Linked DNA regions of Homo sapiens: region 1 is linked to region 2. The links are chromatin loops, found by intact Hi-C in ENCODE. Cell type or tissue: adrenal gland. All regions are shown on one strand.

Evidence for each region. Peaks named below come from ENCODE experiments on the same cell type or tissue, not always from the same donor. Only the 100,000 strongest peaks of a DNase experiment are listed, where the experiment ranks them.
Region 1: a loop joins it to region 2, with 3 times the contacts of the local background. A loop is called at or near these places in 63 of 110 quality-filtered maps.

Annotation. Positions count from the first base shown.
Region 1 is chr16:67,980,835-67,988,834 of GRCh38, forward strand. DPEP2 (dipeptidase 2) reads right to left here. Exons shown (of 11, transcript NM_022355.4): 10 at 7,018-7,153; 11 at 6,560-6,926. The coding sequence ends at 6,672. Among named protein-coding and RNA genes, the nearest start is that of DPEP3, 4.3 kb to the left of the region's middle. RefSeq lists silencers at 3,870-3,969, 4,092-4,386. In adrenal gland, no CTCF peak of the experiment used is centred here; a DNase peak (open chromatin) is centred at 4,213; H3K27ac peaks cover 2,581 bases.
Region 2 is chr16:68,225,975-68,233,974 of GRCh38, forward strand. NFATC3 (nuclear factor of activated T cells 3) reads left to right here. Exons shown (of 10, transcript NM_173165.3): 10 at 376-3,285. The coding sequence ends at 497. ESRP2 (epithelial splicing regulatory protein 2) reads right to left here. Exons shown (of 15, transcript NM_024939.3): 4 at 7,794-7,908; 5 at 7,353-7,451; 6 at 6,787-6,841; 7 at 6,603-6,713; 8 at 6,397-6,529; 9 at 6,272-6,314; 10 at 5,828-6,129; 11 at 5,508-5,720; 12 at 5,204-5,402; 13 at 4,867-5,053; 14 at 4,415-4,580; 15 at 3,059-4,341. The coding sequence ends at 4,252. It overlaps MIR6773 (microRNA 6773), which reads right to left and starts at 7,525; the gene lies at 7,452-7,525. RefSeq lists an enhancer at 1,463-1,512. In adrenal gland, CTCF peaks have their summits at 2,412, 2,653, 3,618 (motif pointing left) and 3,822; no DNase peak of the experiment used is centred here.

The DNA of each region.
Region 1 (8,000 bases), 250 kb before region 2:
GTATTTCATTTCATTTCATTTCATTTCATTTCATTTCATTATTTCATTTCATCTCATTTCAGTTTTGAGACGGAGTTTGGGTCTTGTTGCCCAGGCTGGAGTGCAATGATGCAGTCTCGGCTCACTGCAACCTCCACGTCCCGGGTTCAAGCCATTTTCCTGCCTCAGCCTCCCGAGTAGCTGGGATTACAGGTGCCCGCCACCATGCCCAGCTAATTTTTGTATTTTCAGTAGAGATGGGGTTTTACCATGTTGGCCAGGCTGGCCTTGAACTCCTGACCTCAAGTGATCCTCCTGCCTCGACCTCCCAAAGTGCTGGGATTACAGGCGTGAGCCACCGTGCCCGGCCCCGAAAATGAAATTTAAGAACAATTTTTGTTGGGGATCATTATTTTAGCTTTTTTTCCTTCTCCAAGAGACAGAGTATCTGTCACCCAGGCTGGAGTTGCAGTGGGGTGATCATAGCTTGCTGCAGCCTTGATCATAGCTTGCTGCAGCCTTGAACTTCTGAGCTCAAGCGATCCTCCTTCCTCCACCTCCCAAGTAGCTGAGACTATAGGTGCAGTGCCACCATGCATGGCTAATTGTTATTTTTTATTTTATTAAAACAAATTTTTTTTTGAGACAGGGTCTCACTGGAGTGCAGTGGCACCATCTCAGCTCACTGTAGCCTCGACCTCCCAGGTAAAAGTGATCCTCCTGCTTCAGCTCCCTAAGTAGCTGGGAGGGACTACAGGCATGCACCACCATGCCCAGCTAATTTTTGTATATTTGCATTTTTTTTTAGAGACAGGGTTTTACCATGTTGCCCAGACTGGTCTTGAACTCCTGAGCTCAAGCGATCTGCCCACCTAGGTCTCCCAAAGTGCTAGGATTACAGGCATGAGCCACCACGTCCGGCCTTATTTCTTTTTTAGAGACGTGGTTTTTTTTTTGAGACGGAGTCTCACTGTGCCACCCAGGCTGGAGTGCAGTGGCTCCATCTCTGCTCACTGCAAGCTCCGCCTCCCGGGTTCATGCCAGTCTCCTGCCTCAGCCTCCCGAGTAGCTGGGACTACAGGCGCCCACCACCATGCCCAGCTAATTTTTTGTATTTTTAGTAGAGACCGGGTTTCACCGTGTTAGCCAGGATGGTCTTGATCTCCTGACCTCGTGATCCGCCCACCTTGGCCTCCCAAAGTTCCGGGATTACAGGCGTGAGCCACCGCACCGGGCCGAATATTTTTTTCTATATATATGTTAGTATACAGACACAAAAATGAGAGGTGACAGCGTGCTGGCAGCCCTCACAGCCCTCGCTCCCTCTCGGCACCTCCTCGGCCTTGGCGCCCACTCTGGCCGCGTTTGAGGAGCCCTTCAGCCCGTCGCTGCACTGTGGGAGCCCCTTTCTGGGCTGGACAAGGCTGGAGCCGGCTCCCTCAGCTTGCGGGTAGGTGTGGAGAGAGAGGCGTGGGCGGGAACCGTGGCTGCAGGCTGCGCTTGCGGGCCAGCTCGAGTTCCGGGTGGGCGTGGGCTTGGCAAGCCCCGCACTCGGAGCGGCCAGCCGGCCCGGGCAGTGAGGAGCTTAGCACCTGGGCCAGCAGCTGCTGTGCTCGACTTCTCGCTGGGCCTTAGCTGCCTCCCCGCCGGGCAGGGCTCGGGACCTGCAGCCCTCCATGCCTGAGCCTCCACCCCCGCCGTGCGCTCCTGTGCAGCCCAAGCCTCCCCGACGAGCGCCAACCCCTGTTCCACGGCGCCCAGTCCCATCGACTGCCCAAGGGCTGAGGAGTGCGGGCACACGGCGCCGGACTGGCAGGCAGCTCCACCTGCGGCCCCGGTGCAGCATCCACTGGGTGAAGCCAGCTGGGCTCCTGAGTCTGGTGGGGACTTGGAGAATCTTTATGTCTAGCTAAGGGATTGTAAATACACCAATCAGCACTCTGTATGTAGCTCAAGGTTTGTAAACACACCAATCAGCACCCTGTGTCTAGCTCCGGGGTTGTGAATGCACCAATCGACACTCTGTATCTAGCTAATCTAGTGGGGACGTGGAGAACTTTTGTGTCTAGCTCAGGGATTGTAAACGCACCAGTCAGCACCCTGTCAAAACGGGCCCATCAGCTCTCTGTAAAACAGACCAATCAGCTCTCTGTAAAATGGACCAATCAGCAGGATGTGGGTGGGGCCAGATAAGACAATAAAAGCAGGCTGCCCGCTCTTTCAGTAGCAACTTGCTGGGGTTCTCTTCCAGGCAGTGGGAGGTTTGTTCTTTTGCTGTTTGCAATGGCTGTTGCTGCTATTCCGTTTTTGGATCCATACTGTATGAGCTGTAATACTCACTGCGAAGGTCTGCAGCTTCACTCCCGAAGCCAGCGAGGCCATGAACCCACGGAGAGGAACGAAGAACTCCGGACTCGGCGCCTTGAGACCTGTGACACCACGAAGGTCTTCAGCTTCACTTCTGAGCCTGCGAGACCGCGAACCCACCAGAAGGAAGAAACTCCGAACACATCCAACCATCAGAAGGAACAAATTCCGGACACGCCACCTTTAAGAACTGTAACACTCACCGCGAGGGTCTGTGGCTTCATTCTTGAAGTCAGTGAGACCAAGAACCCACCAATTCCGGACACAAAAAGACCCCAGAAGAGTCTACACATCAAATGTTAGTTAGCAGTTATCCTCTCGGGAAGAGATCTACCTGCACCCTGATCAGTTTGCATCTCATTTCTTTATTATGGTGATACTGGCTAAGGGAAATCATGGGTAGTGCTGGTGAGGGCTAATCAGGGTCATGGGGGTTGGGGGAGGCACCACAGCAGTAGCTGAACCTTGCTTCAAAGGTCTGGATCGGGCATGGAGGAGTGGAGAGGGGATCCAGGGTTGGCTAACAGCCCAGCAGAGGTCTAGTTTGGGCATTACAACAACTGTTGTGGAGGAGGCACAGGTGGATTCTCTAAGGCATGGAGTTGAGGGACAAGATCAGACTAGGTCTCTTGGTCCTGAGAGCATGAGGGGGCTTGGTCTGACACGTTATTTCACCTGGGGCAGAAATCCTCCTTAAAGACAATACAAGGCTAGCTTCCAGCAGCTCCTCGTCATTTCCTGTTGAAAAAATCCTGGTGCAGGGGAAATAGATCTCAAAACTGCATCTGGGGCCGGATGCGGTGGCTTACCCCTATAATCCTAACACTTTGGGAGGCTGAGGCGGGCAGGTTGCTTGAGTCTAGGAGTTTGAGACAAGCTTGGCCAACACAGTGAAACCCCATCTCTACTAAAAATACAAAAATTAGCTGGGCAGGGTGGTGTGTGCCTGTAATCCCAGCTACTGAAGAGGCTGAGGCAGGAGAATCACTTGAACCTCGGAGGCGGAGGTTGCAGTGAGCCGAGTGCATTGCACTCCAGCCTGGGCAACAGAGCAAGACTCCGTCTCAAAACAAACAAAAACTGCATCTGGGTCAGCGCAGTGGCTCATGTCTGTAATCCCAGCACTTTGGGAAGCCAAGGCAAGCAGATTGCTTGAGTCCAGGAGTTTGAGACCAGCCTAGGCAACATGGTGAAATCCTGTCTTTACTAAAAATACAAAGTATTAGCCAGGCGTGGTGGTGCGCACCGGAGGTCCCAGCTACTCCAGAGGCTGAGGTAGGAGAATCACTTGAGGCCAGGAAGTTGAGGCTGCAGTGAGCTGAGATCGTGTCACTGCACTCCAGCCTGGGCAATGGGAGTGAGACCCTGTCAAAAAAAAAAAAAAAACAACGCTGGGGATGGTGGCTCACGCCTGTATTCCCAGCACTTTGGGAGGCCAAGTTGGGTGGATCGCCCGAGGTCAGGAGTTCGAGAGCAGCCTGGCCAACATAGTGAAACCCCGTCTGTACTAAAAATACAAAAAAAATTAGCTGGTCCTGGTGGCAGGTGCCTGTAATCCCAGCTACTCGGGAGGCTGAGGCAGGAGAATCACTTGAACCTGGGAGGCAGAGGTTCTAGTGAGCTGAGATCGCGCCACTGCACTCCAGCCTGGGCAACAAGAGGAAATTCCGTCTCAAAACAAAACAAAAAAAACCCTGAATCTGGGTAGCATCTGAACTTCCTGGGCCAGTTGCTGCTGAGAAAGGCCAATGACACAGACCGAATCTAAATTATCTTCCCTCTGCGTCTGTGTCTGTCTCTTGTTTTTCCACCTGGGCTCCCTGATAAGTGGGCATCCCCTTCTGGGCACCTCAAGAAGGGCCTTGGCCTCTGGCGACCACTTCCCCTTGTTGGTTGCTGTCTGCTCCTCCTCATGCCTGGGGGTTAATGGCCAAGTGTGACCCAGCTGCTTCTAGCTTTGGTTCTCTCAGGAAGGGCAGAGAAAGGTCATGTTTATTTTGGTCTCCCATAAATCTCCCCGGCCTGCCCAGAAGGTCTTTATTTAAGTGACTTGGAACAACATGAAGAATGGCAACTTTGCTAATAGTTTAAGAAAAGTGCAGAAGCATTGCATGTGCACCTGTTTCCTATATTATTATTATTATTATTATTATTATTATTATCATTATTATTTTAGCTTAGTTTTGTTTTGTTGTTTTTGGGTTTGTTTTGTTTTGTGTTTTTTTTTTGTTTTGTGTGCTACTCTGTCACCCAGGCTGGAGTGCAGTGGCGTGATCTCGGCTCACTGCAACCTTTGCTTCCTGGGTTCAAGTGATTTTCCTGCCTCAGTCTCCCAAGTAGCTGGGACCACAGGCGCGTGACACCACAGCCGGCTAATGTTTTGCGTCTTTAGTAGAGATGGGGTTTCACCGTGCTAGCCAGGATGGTCTCGATCTTCTGACCTTGTGATCCGCCCGCCTCGGCCTCCCAAAGTGCTGGGATTACAGGTGTGAACCACCGCTCTCAGCCTATTATTTTAAATTGTTTTGCTGGGCATAGTGGCACACGCCTGTAATCCCAGCACTTTGGGAGGGCAAGGTGGGTGGATCACTTGAGTCTGGCAGTTTGAGACCAGCCTGGGCAACATGGTGAAACCTCGTATCTACAAAAAATACAAAAATTAGCTGGACATGGTGGTGCGCGCCTATGGTCCCAGCTACTCAGGAAACAGAGTGGGGAGGATCACTTGAGCCCAGGGGGTTGAGGCTGCAGTGAGGCATGATTGTGCCACTGCACTCCAGCGGTGACAGAGACCCTGTCTCAGGAAAAATAAAAAAAGTATTATTTTAATGGGCAGCCCCCAGAACTGGAAGAGGTTCAGAGGACTCCCTATTTCCTACATTAGACATGTGAAAAGGACAGGGCATGAAGTTACAATTAATTTTTTAAATGTTATCAAAATAATACATAAGCACAGTTTAAAATGTTTGCTTATGGTTGGCTAGGTAAATCAAAGTTACCCTACTCCATCTGGGCACAGTGGCTTACTCCTGTAATCCTAGCACTTTGGGAGGCCAAGGTGGGAGGATTGCTTTAGTCCAGGAGTTCGAGACCAGCCTGGGCAACATAGGGAGATCCCTGTCTCTATAAAAAAATTTAAAAATCCTCCTTCTAAGTGAAGTAATGAAAAAAAGAAAGCTGGCCGGATGCAGTGGCTCTAGCTTGTAATCCCAACACTTTGGGAGCCCGAGGCAGGTGGATCACAAGGTCAGGAGTTCGAGACCAGCCTGGCCAATATGGTGAAACTCCTTCTCTACTGAAAAAAGAAAAATCAGCTGGGCATGGTGGTGCATGCCTGTAGTCCCAGCTGTTCAGGACGCTGAGGCTGGAGAATCGCTTGAAATCGGGAGGCTGAGGTTGCAGTGAGCCGAGATCACGCCACTGCATTCCCGCCTGGGCGACGGAGCAAGACTCCATCTCAAAAAACAAAAAGCCAGGCCCGGTGGCTCACACCTATAATCCCCCAGCACTTTGGGAGGCCGAGGCTGGTGAATCACCTGAGGTCAGGAGTTCGAGAGCAGCCTTACCAACAAGGTGAAACCCCATCTCTACTAAAAATACAAAAATTAGCTGGGCATGGTGGCGGGCGCCTCTAGTCCCAGCTGCTCGGGAGGCTGAGACAGGAGAATTGCTTGAACCCGGGAGGCAGAGCTTGCAGTGAGCCGAGATTGTGCCACTGCACTCCAGCCTGGGTGACAGACCAAGACTCTGTCTCGAAGAAAAAAAAAATCCAGAAAGCTAAAATAAAAATAAATTAGCTGAGTGTGGTGGTGCACGCCTATAGTCCCAGCTACTTGAGAGGCTGAAGCAGAAGCTTCATTTGAGCCCAAGAGTTCAAAGCTGCAGTGAGCTATGATTGCGCCACTGTACTCCAGCCTGGGTGACAAAGTGAGACTCTGCCTCAAAAGTAAATAAATAAATAAATAAATAAATAAATAAATAAATAAAAAGAGATGAGCTACTCAGAGGGAACACGGAATAGGGTCCACCTCCTGCCACCGGATCCACCACTGTTTTCATCCAGTGCTGAGCCCAATCACCTGGGTCACCTCGGGCTCCTGTCAACAGTCTTTCCTTAAACAACTGGTGGCTGAAATGAAGGATCCCCCACCAACCACCAGCACTGGGAGACGATGCCACCAGTCCCCATTGCAGAGAAGGAAACTCAGGTCTGTTTCTATGTCCAAAACATTTATTTCAGGAAATATTTGTGCCTGCACAACAGGGGAACTTTGTGGGGTGTCTGTGGCTTGCTACAGTGACATCTGGCAGGACTAACTGGGTCATCAGAGCCACAGAATAAGGACTGGGAAGGTGGCCACAACTGCAAGGACTGGGGCCATGTGGGGGGAGGACTCTGAGACTGACCACTTGGCTGGTAACTTGGCTGTCCAGTGTATGGGAATCTCAGTGAGTTCCTGGCCTGAAGTCAGACTCTGTCTCTGACGCAGACGTGAGAGGTCGGAGTGGCAGGAACTGCTCAGCTGCTCATCCGGGAACTTGTCCTCCAAGGGGCTTTGCCATTTGTTTTCTTCCTGTACCTAGAGGTGGCAGTCGGTGCTCAGCTTCCACAGCTCTCCTTGATACACTTGCTCAGACCCCTCGGCTACTCTCTTGCCCAGCCCAGAGTACCTTTTCCACTTGTCTGAAGACCCGCAGCAGGTTTCCACGAAGGACACCCTGAAGCTCTTCCTCACTCCAGCCACGACTCAGCAACTCCTCTATCAGGACCGGGTATGTGGACACGTCTTCCAGCCCCTGAGGGAATCTGTGTGGCCACCAGCTAGTGGGTTTCAGACCTGATTCCCTGATCATGACTCAGAACCACAGTCCAGGGTCTATGAAACCCCAGCCCTGGTCAGGTATGGGAAGTGGAGACTTGGAGAGAGTAGGTAATTCTCCTCTGCTCTTTATCCTTCAGAAGGAGGCCTCAAAACCTCCTTGAATATTTATCAAAACTTATTGAATCATACTATTAAGATCTATGCCTTTTACTGAATGCAAATGATCCCCCCTACCAACCAGAGTTAAAAAGAAGAAAATGGCCAGGTATGGTGGCTCACACCTGTAATCCCAGCACTTTGGGAGGCCAAGGTGGGCGGATCACTTGAGGTCAGGAGTTTGAGACCAGCCTGGCCAACATGGTGAAACCCAATCTCTACTAAAAAGACAAAAAAGAAAGAAAGAAAGAAAGGAAAGAAAGGAAAGAAAGAAAGAAAGAAAGGAAAAATAAATTAGCTGGGCATCATGGCGCACACCTGTAATCCCAGCTACTTGGGAAGCTGAGGCAGGAGAATCGCTGGAACTCAGGAAGCAGAGGTTGCAGTGAGCCGAGATTGTGCCACTGCACTCCAGGCTGGGCAACAGAGTGAGCCTCTGTCTCAAAAAAAAAAAAAAGAAAAGAAAAAAAGAAGAAAAGGCCCAGTGAGGTGGCTTAGGCCTGTAATCCCACACTTTAGGAGGCCAAGGCAGGAGAATCACTTGAGTCCAGGAGTTCAAGACCAGCCTGGGCAACACGAGACCCCATCTCTGCCAAAAATAAAATTATCTGGGCATGATGACACATGCCTGTAGCCCCAGCTACTTGCAGGCTGAGATGGCAGGATTGCTTGAGC
Region 2 (8,000 bases):
TGACCAAAGCATTTATTTTCATTCCATTTACATAGGAGGTGGCATTGTAGAAAATAAAAACTTTCTCAAAGAGATATGAATTAAAGAAAAGTTAGAGTAAGGTGAATACTTATTTAAACATACCTTTAGAGTGAGGGTAAGCCCCCTTCCCAACCCAAAATGAACTGAATGAGAGAGAAAAAGAGGTCCAGAGTAGTTTGTGGAGCGATGTTTCCATCTCTAATGCCACTCAGCTCAGGAGCAGGCTTCAGACACTGCCTTTATCTTTACAGAAAGCCATGGGAAGGGAAATGTCTGAGGTAGAGCTCAGCGTTGGGCATCATATGGCTAATCACTCAGAGGTCACTAATCACTCTCCCTTTTCTTGTTTTTCAGTGAACGAGATAATTGGGAGAGACATGTCCCAGATTTCTGTTTCCCAAGGAGCAGGGGTGAGCAGGCAGGCTCCCCTCCCGAGTCCTGAGTCCCTGGATTTAGGAAGATCTGATGGGCTCTAACAGTGCTTACTGCAGCCTTGTGTCCACCACCAACTTCTCAGCATGTTTCTCTCCTTGGACCTTGGGTTTCCAACTCTGCAGCCTTCAGGTCTGGGGCCAGGAGTGGGACCCACCATTTGTGGGGAAAGTAGCATTCCTCCACCTCAGGCCTTGGGTAGATTTGGCAAAAGAACAGGAGCAGCATAGGCTGTTTGAGCTTTGGGGAAATGAACTTTGCTTTTTATATTTAACTAGGATACTTTTATATGATGGGTGCTTTGAGTGTGAATGCAGCAGGCTCTCTTGTTTCCGAGGTGCTGCTTTTGCAGGTGACCTGGTTACTTAGCTAGGATTGGTGATTTGTACTGCTTTATGGTCATTTGAAGGGCCCTTTAGTTTTTATGATAATTTTTAAAATAGGAACTTTTGATAAGACCTTCTAGAAGCAAAAAAAAAAAAAAAAAAAAAAAAAAGAAAAAAAAAGAAAAGAAAAAAAGAAAAAGAAAAAAATATCCCAAGCCCACACCTATGCCTCAGAAAGTCAGCATGTGTCCTGAAGACGTTCATAGATTTATAGGAAATAAAGCCAAATGTAGCTCATACCTCTTTATAAAACTAAACTGTTGTTAGATAAAATGAGAAGAGACCATTCCATCATTGAAGTGTTGGAATATAAAAAGACATTCCAGAGCATAGCCTTTTGGTAACTTTCTAGGTAATCTTGCAATCTCTCCATACTGGCTCCATGTTGAAATTGCTTTTTCCCTCAGGACCCTGGGTAAGATGGCTACATTTAAGGTGACTCTGAATGGTGGGGTTCTAGCTTGGTCACTTTCATTTCTTGCCATCATAAAAACTAGTAGGCTGTGGAGTGCGCTTCCTGTTTGTGTCATCTGGTCGTAGAACCTTTTCCAAACAGAAGCATCTGCCTTTGGCTGTTCTGTGACCTTTGAAGCCAGTCTCAGTGGTTTAGGCAGCTTTGCAGTTCTAACTCTAGCTAGAGGCCAGGCTGTGTGCAGAGCTAAAGCACAAATGAGCAGTACATCAGCATGGGCAGAGAAAATACAGGACTCCAGATGGGAAGGTTTTAAGAGTCACACTGGCATGGAAGGCTTATCTGCCATTCTATTTATAGCCTGAAATGATTCTGGCCTACCCTGTCCTGTCTGTATGATCTAAAAACCAGCCTTTTCCCCAGAAGGCTCTGAGCACATCCAGAAGTGATAACCTGACCCTCCACACCAAAGACACCCTGGTGCTGCTGCTGGTGAGACTGGTGTCCAAGGCAGGGCCCAGCAGAAACTGCAGCCTGCTGTCTACCAAAGGAGGTACCCGAGTTGGGTACTTTAAAAAAAAAAAAAACCTGCCCTTACCCCTCTCCCTAATGGGATTTTTTTTACCTGTTCCTGGGCCCATTACAGAGCCTCTGAAGTTTGCAGTATGCTTTCAAATGAAATAATATACTTCCATTGATTCAGGAAGCAGATTTTTTGAGTGCCTATATGTGAGACAGTGTGCTGGTTGAAGGCCTGATGCTGTTATTCCAGGAGACTGCAGGCCCTTGATGCCAGGACTCTCTCTACTAAGGCCAGTTCAGGTCTGGGAAAGGGAGCTGGCCTATTGCCCACCACCTGTTGTCAGTAGGTTAGGAGCTGTTGACTCAGGATGAGGAAGTATGGTCTTTAAAAAAAACAAAATATATTTTAGATTTCTCCCCTAAAGTTAGTTAGAGAAAAAGGTCTATTCTTCAGCAGATCACTGTGGCCCCTCTTGGAGCTGGGTGTTTTCAAATTTTCTTGAAAAGTGAGTTGTGTCACAGAATGTGGATAGTGAGATTTGCTTCTGGGCCTGTGGTTGGACGCCCACAGCTTCCTTTGGAGGGGCAAGAAGTTGGCCTCTCGGTTGACATTCCAGAGAAATGGCCAGACTTGCCCCTACCCTTTTGCCCCTGGTGTAGCTGCCTCACATGAGGTTATTGCAAGAGTTCCCCTTGCAATACCCTTTGTGCCCTCAAGAATTAAAAGCCTCTATGATCCAGAGTTGCTATGCACCAAATTTTGATGCCTTCTAAATACCTTGATGCCTGTAGCACTAGAAATGCTTTCCTATTTAAAATAAACATTAAATTTTAAAATAGAGCTTTGTATACTATGTAAGCAGTTTTATATCAGCTTTGTAAAAGCTTTGGTGTTAAGAGTCAATATTTTTTGGCTTTGTAGATAAAGACTTAAATTTTTGTGCAACATAGTGGTGTTAAAGCACACATCCATTGGACTATGCAAATCAATTTCTACTAGCAGCACTGAGCAACTGGGCACGTGCTAGTACGCACCCCCTCCTACTCTAACTGTGCTAGCTCTTGGGTTGAGGAATGGAATGGGTAGCCTTCTGCTTACTGGAGATGCACAGAGAAACATGGCTGAAAACAGCTTTAAAAAGAACATGTCTTTGGGTTCATGTGTGGTGCTGCTGCCCGGGTGTAAACTATCCCCACCCAGGGCCAGCCATTATCACCAGACCTCTTCTGGGCCTGGCTGTGAAGCCCTGTTTTTGGTATTCAGAATGGATCTTTAAGGCTCAGATGGGCTCAAATTGAAACCTTGTGTTTTATAAAATGGATGTTTAGTAAAGGAACTGGTTCTCAGTTATGTTTACAGCACTTGGAATTGTGTGTTCTTGTACATTTTGTATTTTAAAACCTTTTATGGGAGTGCAGTGCTCCTTACACAAATACAAAGGGAAGAAGAGCCAGCAGTTGAGGCTCCTCAGTTTTAGTGCTGAAATAATAAACAGTGACAGGTCAACAGTATCCTTAATCTGTCTGAGTGTTCCTCCGCCTGGGGTTGGTGTGGAGCCCCTCACTTTGGGGCAAAGTTAAGGGTCCTGTGTCTTTTAAAAAGTCCATTTGGTCAATAACTTTTCATTTAAGGAAGAGAAGATCGAGTTCCAAATTGCTTCCGAGGCTTCAGTTCTGTACCATTTAATGCGTGCAAAGGACATTCCATGGTGTCTGCTGGGTTCAGGGCAACTGGCTTTCCCAAGGCATACAAGAAAAGTTGGCAGAAAGTCCTCCCCTTTAAAATTCAAGCCTGAAGGTTTTGTGTGGGGGCCTACTGCCCCCTAATGTCTTCTGGTGATACTGCAGCACAGTCCATCAAAATAGTTTGTGGTTTTGCCATCTGTTACTCCTTATGCCCACCTGGAGAGGGGCTAGCATCTTTAGGTGGGACCACCCCTGGCACAACATGGTCTCTGAGGTCCAGATACTCTGAGGGTAGGGGCTGGCTCTCTCTGCCTCCCTATCCCCTACAAGAGGGACAGGGAGAGGTAGAACATTGGGATCTTTACTCAGAGGCTCAGATGGACCCTTGATTCTCCCAGGAGTCATACATTGAAGGTACCAGAGCTTCCATTTTATAAAAGAAAGCAAGCCTGCCGTGGACCTGTCAGCCCCACGATATCTGTCGGCATGGGCCACAGCCAGGACAGACTTAAGGGCTCTCCAGGTGCCAGTCAAGATGCCTGGCTCAGGCCATCAGGAGCTGGTTAGCCCCATTCCACCCCCAGCCCTGCATGCAGGGTCCAGCCATTGTCTTTGGGGGAAACAGGCAGAATAAGTGGAGGATGGAGCTGGGGCTTGGGCTCCTCTAGGTACCTTCTGAGAGCTTTGACAAGCCAGAAAGAAGCTACCAGGTTGAGGGTGCTGGTCTTCTGGACTCAGGAGAGACATGTTCGCCGAGGATATCAGCTGGCTCTTACCTCCTGGCTTTCTCTCCTACAAACACACCCATTCCTTGGGGGCTTGTAACACAGTGCGAGGTGGGTCACCAACAGGCATCAGACTGGTGTAGTCATCAGCGGGTAGCTACAGAAGGGACACAGATTTAGGGCAGAGAGCTCAGCCAGACCCGCCAGGCCCTCCGGCCACACAATCTCACCTGGTAGGCCTGGAAGACGCTGAGCAGATCCTTCATACCAGCCGTGTATGGGACACCCTGCATGCGGACCAAGGCTCCTGACTGGGACAACACTGAGGTGGGAGCAGAGGCCAGGGCAGCAGTGGGTGTAGTGAGGTAGCCCACAGTGGTGGGGGAGACTGGGGGGCTAGGGTGGGAGAGACAAGGTTTAGTCATGCATGCCACCTGTGGCCTAGACCGAGACCTGTTTCCCTCCTCCCTTGTTTCTGCCTTGTGCTTAATTCAGTTCCTCCCTGAAGCCCCAGCCTCTACAGAGTCATTTTCGATCTGTTTTGTAGATGGCATTAGCCAGCTGCCACCTTACTCCCTTGTCATCTCAAGGGAGGAGTTATCTGGTCCAGAAAGGGGATCGTGACCTTTCCCCAGATTGGGACAGGGAGTGGGACTGTGATATTCTCTTAGCTGCAGGGTACCTTGGGTAGTAGGCTGTGTAGTTCAGGTAGAGTTGAGTGGCTGGCCCTGGATAGTAGGCAACAGGGGTGGGGGCAGCAGGCACCCTGGCAGCTGGGAGCAGTGCTGAAGAGGGGTATAGAGCTGCCGTCTCCGTGGGAATGAGCGTTGGGGTGGCTTGGAAGGTGGTGTAGGTAGGTGGTGAGAGGCCTAGAGACGGAAGTAGAAAGTGCATGTGCACGGAGCCCAGCACTGCCCTGGGTGGGGTAGCCAGAAAGGAGTCCCCGCTATAGAAGGTAGGGGCTTACAACAGCCTGGCTACCACAGGCCTCCTCCTCCCCTAGCCCCTAGGGCACTCACAGGGCAGCTTGCAGGGTGGAGGGGACATGCCACTGCGGCCCAAGGTGCCCCCCATCAGCACTCGGCTCATCTCCTCTGTGGAACAGGGGACCACCTCCACGTAGCGCTCCTTCATCACCTTCTTATGGCAACGCTGAGCAGCAGCTAGGGCTCGCTCTGCTGATGTCATCTGAATGAAGGCATCGCCCGATGGCCGGCCCTGTGCACACCATCTTGTGAGCAGTTTGTCATGTGTAAGAGTGCCTTACCCCTAACACACACCCCTTCCTATTTATGTGTTCCCCCTACCAAGCAGTGGCTTCACCTGCTGGTTGAGCACCATGTGTACACCGTGGGGCCGAATGTCAGCTGCTGCCTCCCCCAGAAAGCTCAGGATGTCTTCAATGGTGGCCGTGTAGGGCAGGCCTCGGAGGCGTACACAGTCCCTCCCAGTCCCAGGTGCCAGTGGGAAGGGGATGGGCAGCAGTGGGGCAGTCAGTGTAGGAAGGAGTGGGCCGGATGCATAGCGGTTCAAGACCTAGTAAGGAAGGCAGCAACAGGCTGGTCATGCCAAGTAGGGCAGGGACACAGAGGGCCGCCCTGGAGTAACAGTACATCTGGGGGTGGGGAGCCCTGGGCGCTCACCTGCTGCACTTCGGCTGCAGTGCTCCGGAAGAGTTCAATGTATCGCTTACCCAGCATGCCCTTGTGCCTGCGCAGTGCAGCCTGTGCCAGCTCCTCACAAGCAAAGAGGGCGAAGGCATCACCAGTCGGCCGGCCATCAGGATGGCGCACAAAGAGCAGCCCCTCGGTACCCCCAGTCACTGGGCACTCTGGCCCCAGGAAGCCAAGCACGTCCGTTGGCCCAGCCGAGAAGGGCAGTCCCCGCAGCCGCAGGATCACTTGGTCTTCCCGTGACAAGAAACGAGCCACCTCTAGTGATGTGCCTGTGTATGAGAGTCGCCTGCTGACTTCACTCATGCTCCTCCAGACACTCACCCATGCAGGGGAGCAGGCAGGCAAGGGGTGGTGGGGAAGTGAAATGGATCAAGAACCAGGGGAGCCAGGCCCTGTTTGCAGTATACTCACCCCCTGCAATCTTTACAAACTCCTCCCCTGTCGCTTTATACACCTGTGGGTACAGAGAGCAGCAGCCCATGGGTCTCAGGCCTGACTCAGATTGGCCCTGCTCCGCTCCCAGCCCAAAGCCCCACCTCAATATAGCGGACGCCCATGTGGTGCTTGTGTCTCTGCAGCGCTAGGTCCCGCTGCTCGCTGTCCACAAAGCGGATGAGGGCCTCGCCATTTCTGCGGCCCTGGGCGTTGAGGCAGAGTGCTACACCACCCCTGTGGAGCCAGTGCTGTTAGTGCCTCCTGGGTAGGCCTGTCCAATTGGGCCCACCCACCCTGCCACACCCACCTGGCCACGTTGAGCCCTTTGAAGAAGCGAGCCACGTCCTGGTCTGATGACTGCCACGGCAACCCACGAGCCCGTACCACAGTCTCACTGTCCACCACATCAGCCTTGCTGCTGTAGGGGCAGGGCACAGTGCTGTCAGAGCTATTCAGCTGTTGTCACCCCCAGCCCCTGCTCCCACACTCACCAAGGCCCCGTCTCGTATTTCTGCTTTATCACCTCGGGCTTCGAAAACAATTGACCTGAGAAAAGATGGCCTGGGGGTCAGCAGGGTCTGGTGGAGAGGGGTGTCCCCACCAAGTTCTGCAAAAAGTGGACAATTGAGAGAGATGAAGAAATGACAGGCCGAGCACAGTGGCTCACGCCTATAATCCCAGCACTTTGGGAGGCCAAGGTGGGTGGATCATTTGAGGTCAGGAGTTCCAGACCAGCCTGGCCAACATGGTGAAACCCCATCTCTACTAAAAATACAAAAATTAGGTGGGCATGGTGGCAGGCGCCTATAATCCCAGCTACTCTGGAGGCTTAGACAGGAGAATCGCTTGAACCCGGAAAGTGGAGGTTGCAGTGAGCTGAGATTGTGCCACTGCACTCTAGCCTAGGCTACAGAGGGAGACTGTCTCAAAAAAAAAAAAAAAAAAGAAATGACAAAGAGGATTCCCCCGTGGTCTCTTAGAGAAGGTCACAGTGGGGAGGAGCAATAGGCATTTGTCATCCCTGAGAACAGGTGACAGGCAGTGAGGGAAACCTTACTGCTGGGCTCTTTGAGTAGATGGAGGATAACAGCTACCATTGTCTTGACTTCCCAGACCCCAAAGTCATCCTCTGTGGCATCTGTCTCCAGTCCTAAACCTATGGGCAGAGAAGTGACAGTGAAGACATCTTAGCATAAGCACTAATCCTGTTTACTCCTGGGCCCAACTCCCCTCCATAGACACATGCTGGAGACCAGCATACACATTTGTTTTGGCCCAGTTCATGTGTGCACATACAGATTCCCAGTCCAGACATAGACAGACACATACCCACATTCCAAACTCATCCTAGCACAGACACGAAGACACAGTACACTCAGGGACTTAGCAGATAACGCAGTCTTGTATGTGTCCATATTACCCACCCACAGCATGCACATACTCAGACACATGTACCCACAGTGGCTTCTCCACCCTAACCCTGCTGGGTCACAGATACCCTGTGCCATGGTGGCCACAGTGAGGTCCCTGGCAGGGCAGGTGCTTGGATGCTGCATATGGAATTCTCTTCGGAGGTCATAGAAGGAGAAGAACATGTCGGGGAGCACCAGGTTCTGGGGGCACATAGGATTGAGGATGAGCGCCCTGCCCACCCTCAGGACAAGAGGGGTTCTGGGAACCTTACTGACCACCCCACCCCACCCGG